2 separate regions of the Homo sapiens genome follow, and region 1 is linked to region 2. A link is a loop called in an ENCODE intact Hi-C map of the cell type or tissue named here. Cell type or tissue: transverse colon. All regions are shown on one strand. Region 1 overlaps CAMK1D (calcium/calmodulin dependent protein kinase ID). Region 2 overlaps CAMK1D (calcium/calmodulin dependent protein kinase ID).

Evidence for each region. Peaks named below come from ENCODE experiments on the same cell type or tissue, not always from the same donor. Only the 100,000 strongest peaks of a DNase experiment are listed, where the experiment ranks them.
Region 1: it touches region 2 in a loop (3-fold over the local background); 2 of 110 quality-filtered maps call a loop at or near these places.

The regions. Positions count from the first base shown.
Region 1 is chr10:12,454,611-12,457,110 of GRCh38, forward strand. The region is part of intron 1 of CAMK1D (calcium/calmodulin dependent protein kinase ID); the gene reads left to right. It also overlaps the pseudogene RNU6ATAC39P. Among named protein-coding and RNA genes, the nearest start is that of CAMK1D, 110 kb to the left of the region's middle. In transverse colon, no CTCF peak of the experiment used is centred here; a DNase peak (open chromatin) is centred at 1,351; H3K27ac peaks cover 2,143 bases.
Region 2 is chr10:12,627,690-12,630,189 of GRCh38, forward strand. The region is part of intron 2 of CAMK1D (calcium/calmodulin dependent protein kinase ID); the gene reads left to right. Among named protein-coding and RNA genes, the nearest start is that of MIR4481, 24 kb to the right of the region's middle. In transverse colon, no CTCF peak of the experiment used is centred here; a DNase peak (open chromatin) is centred at 1,382; H3K27ac peaks cover 2,036 bases.

The sequences.
Region 1 (2,500 bases), 170 kb before region 2:
CACTGCCATGCCTGGCAAATTTTAAAATTTTTTGTAGAGATGGAGTCTCGCTGTGTTCCCCAGGCTGGTCTTGAAATCCTGGACTCAAGTGATCCTCCTGCCTCAGCCCCTAAAAGTGCTGGGATTACAGGTGTGAGCCTCTGTGCCTGCGCTATGTTGCCACTCACCTAATAATCTGCAAACCTCTGGAGAATGGAACTAAGCCAGACTGGCTGTCCGCGCTCAGGTTTTTTAGTAGGTAAAATTTTAGGTGAATGACAGTTAGCTGTTCTCCTACATTCTCATTGCCAGGTTATAATGCAAGCAAGTTTCATACCAAATTCACATAAGATCCCTTATTTAGGAAATGTGTGAGCAGGCCGGCCGGCTGGCCGAGTACAGTCTGGGTGGTGGTTCTGTCATCAGGAGTCCCTGCTCTGTGCCTTACTGTGTGCTCTGAGTGCCACTTTGGATGAAAGCTTCCCTCGAGGCAGATTTTCCAGTATTCCAAAACCAGGGTTCTCTTACCCTAGGAGGAGCCTCAGGCAGCCAGAAATTTCCCAAACCAATGGCTGGACCTTTTTAGGAATCTCGCATAAGGATAGAGGGTCTTGCTCTGTAGCTCAGGCTGGAGTGCAGTGACATGACCAGGGCTCACTGCAGCCTTGACCTCCCGGGCTTAAGCAATCCTCCTGCCACAGTGTCCCAAGTAGCTGAGACTTCAGGTATGCACCACCACACCCAGCTAATTTTCGTATTTTTTTGTAGAGACAGGGGTTTTGCCATGTGGCCCAGGCTGGTGTCAAACTACTGGGCTCAAGCAGTTCGCCCGCCTTGGCCTTCCAAAGTGTTGGGATTACAGGCATGAGCCACTATGTCCAGCCTGGTAATCACGGTTCTGACTGTTGTCACCTTAGATTAGTTTTGCCTGCTTTTAAATTCCATATAAATGGAATTGCACTTATGTTTTATGACATTGATTCATGTTGTTGTATGTAAAAGTTGTTCGTTTTTTCCCCATTGCTCTGTAATTCCATCATATAAAGTTTAGGTTCCTTTCTGTAGTTGATGGACATTTGGTTGTTTCCAGTTTGGGACAATATGAAGCAAACAGCTGAAAACATTCTTGTCCATGTCTTTGGTGGATGGAGTATGAGTTATTGATTAGGTTAACTGACTGTTCTTAGAATTGACATTTACAGCAACTAGCCCATGGAGAATATCATGCTGTCCGTGCCAAATGATTTTAAAGTAAACTGAAGGTGTTATACAAAACCATATTAAACAAAGGAGTGAATTTAGTCTCATATGACTTGTATTTAGCCAGTTCGTGCCAGTATGAAAGCAGATCATTGCTTTGGTGCACCCCGCCCATAATAAATGTTCTAAGTCAGAAGGTCAATTTCCTGAAATCTGAGATTCTCATGTGAAAGTACATTGTTTCCTCATGCCTTCTCCAGAAGCTTGGGTGGGAAAGAACCCTTTATCGCTTCTGCAGATAGGCACCATTTTCTCATTATAGATTCTCACTGTGAAAAAGTCATGAATTACTAAAAACTCTGGGAATATAAACTAGGTTTGGGGATCCCCTGAATTGGAATGAATAAAGTTTTAAAATATTCATTTATGTTTGATTTCCATGTCATTGTGTGTCTTGTGATGAGAAAAATATTTGCTGCTGATTTAGAATTCCTGAATGCTCTTATAAAAATTTAATTCCACCCATATTAACTAGGCTTTCAAGTCTTTTTGAGAGGGGCTGTTTTCTTCCAATAGGTTGCTAGAGGGGAAACCTGTTAGCCTAAGAGAATTGTTGGATGCAAGTTTAATAGGGAAGGTGAACTCAGACCACCAGTGGGGGATGCCGCATTGATTTAAATTTTAAAAGATCCCGTGTTTTATGAAAGTAAAGAAATAGGTTAACAGTCCCCGTGACAAGAATGGAAAACATTCTCAGGACCTATACCACACATATACATTTAAAGTATCACTCAGCCTGGGCAACATGGTGAGGGCCTGTCTCTACAAAAATTTAAATCTTAGCCAGGCATGGCGGCACGTGCCTGTTGTCCCAGGTTGAGGCGGGAGGATCACTTGAGCCCAGGAGGTCAAGGCTGCAGTGAGCTATGATTGCGCCACTGCAGTCCAGCCTCGGTGACAGAGTGAGACTCTGTCTCAAAAAAAAAAAAAAAAAAAAAAATCTCTACCTTTTTATAGCACCTAACAGTACTTTTAAACAACCCTACAGGAGGGGCATCTGGTGCCATGAACTAACATTACGGATACATTTACCCTTTGACCCAGCAGTCCTGTTTCTGGGAATCTTTACTGCAGATACACCCCCACATGTGATGAAATGACATTTGCTCACAATTATCATTGAAGCTTTGTGACACCAGAGTGTTGGAAGCCGCCAAGTGGCCATCAGTCAATAAGGGACTGGTTAAAGGGGTGATGGTGTGTATCGACAGTGGAACGCTATGCAGCTGTTAAAGAGAATGATAAAAATCTGTGTTTCTGT
Region 2 (2,500 bases):
TTCATGCTGTTGGGATTGTTCTTTTTCACTGCATGTATGAAATTCCTTTGCATAAATGTAACACGAGGTGTTTATTCATTTACCTGTTGATGAACACAGAAAAAAACAAGGCCAGGTGCAGTGGCTCACGCCTGTAGTCCGAAATTTTGGGAGGCCGAGGCAGGCAGATCACAAGGTCAGGAGATCAAGACCATCCTGGCTAACATGGTGAAACCCCCTCTCTACTAAAAATACAAAAAAATTTAGCCAGGCGTGGTGGCGCACACCTGTAATCCCGGCTACTCAGGAGGCTGAGGCAGGGGAATCGCTTGAACCTGGAAGGCAGAGGTTGCAGTGAACCAAGATTGTGCCACTGCACTCCAGCCTGGGCGACAGAGCAAGACTCTGTCTCAAAAAAAAACAAAAAACAAAAAACAAAACAAAACTGAGTTTTTCCCAGTTTCAGGCTATTAAGTTAAAGCTGTTATGAACATTTGTATTCAAGTGTTTGTGTAGACCTATGTTTTCATTTCTTTCAGGTAAATATCTACGAATGGAATTGCTGGGTAATTTGGCACATATGTGTTTAACTGTTTTCCAGTGGGGTTGTACCATTTCATTCCCTCCAGTAATGTAAGATAGTTTTAGTTGCTCATTAATCCTTGGTGTTGTTGGTCTTTTAAATTTTAGCCATTCTAGTATGTACTAGTGTGGTCATGGCTCACTGTGTGTGTGTCTAATTAATAACTTTGTCTTATTTTTACTTTATCATAGTCTAGCAGTTTTCGGTTTTGAGAAAAATTGAGTGGAAAGTACAGGGAGTTCTCATATACCCCCAACCCAATTTGCCCTATTATTAACATCTTGAATTAGGGTGGTACATTTGTTATAATTGATAAGCCAATATTGGTATTGATGAGCGGTACATTTGCTATAATTGATGAGCCAGTATTGGTACATTATTATTAACTAAAGCCCTTAGTTTACATTAGGGTCCACTCTTTATGTTATACATTCTGTGGGTTTTGACAAATATATGACATGTATCCACCATCATAGAGGCCTGCAGAATCGTTTCACTGCTATACAAATCCTGTTTTCCACCTGTTCTTCCCTCCCTTCCCCTTCTCCTTCCAATCTTTGGCTGCCACTGACCTTTTCACCGTCTTCATAGTTTTACCTTTTCTATAAGGTCATATAATGGGAATCATACAATATGTAGTCTTTCAAGATTGGCTTCATTCACTTAGAAATGCACAGTTAAGTGGCTTGATAGCTTATTTCTTTTTAGCACTGGATACTAGTCCATTGTCTAGATGTACCACAGTTTACCTGTTCACCTACTGGGGGACTGTGTTGCTTCCGGGTCTGGGCAGTTGTGAATAAAGCTGCTGTAAATGTCTGTGTGTATTTGTTTGGTGGGGACAGAGGCCAGCTGCCAGCATTCTGGGAGCTGAGCTTGGGTGAGGCGGGAGCTTTTGTTCAGTGGCTTATTTTCTCTAAAGTGCTTTAATCTCCACTCCACTGTATGCAGTAATCTTCTTAGAGAGCAAACCTCTGGGCTTTCTTCAGGACAGGAGGGGAATCTGAGGATCTGAAGAGTCCTTTTAAAGACTGATCCAGTCCTGGTTTTAGCCTTACCTTTTGGTTTCTAAAACTATGACTATGCAATCAACTTTGCACTCGATGTAGTAAAAACGTTTCATGCCAAGGTGTTGAAAGGCCAAAATGACAATAAACACGTTTACATAAAAATATAATGTGCATCCGGTGAAGATGCAGAGCTAAAGGTGAGTCCTTTCTTCCAGATTCTTGTGTGTTGTCCCCATGTCGAGGTTGTCAGACTATTACAGGGAGCAAAGTTAGAGGCCGTGGTGTGGCTGTGAAGTGAAAAGCTGATTGTGTGGGAGGGTCCTGATTATAGTCATCGCAGACAAGGACGTGTTCTCCACCTGTGATTTTGTTTCAACCTCTACATTATCTCCCAGAAGTGTGCCAAACTGTAATTCTCACAATATCCAAGCTGATGTTTTTTAGTAGTAGGTTTCCTGATAGCATTATAACATTCATTTCTCTGGGCTCAAGCCATTGTTTCCTCGTAGCATCCTCAAAAGCAAGGGGTTCTGGATACAGAAGGAGGAGAACATCCATTGAGACCTTCGAGTGGGTCCTGACCCTGTGATTGTCTTGGATCATGTCTGTTGATGCCTCCCAGGGCAGTGAATGAACAGCAAGAGGGGACAGTGATGAGTTCAGTCCAGTGATGTATACGATAGACTGCAGTGGATGGAGGCAGGGCTGCAGCTCTCTGAGAGATGGTCTGTTCCGGAGAGGCTGAGGTCAGAAGGACAGTGGGACAGGGAGGCACCTGAGCCCCGTAGGGTGGCCTCTTGGCTTGGTTTTGGGTGTGATTGGACGAGATGGCCTCTACAGTTCTTTCTAGCCATAAGGATGTAGGATACTAAAAATGAAGCCCCATCTCTTCACCCTGATATTCGAAGCTGCTTATAACCTGGTTACT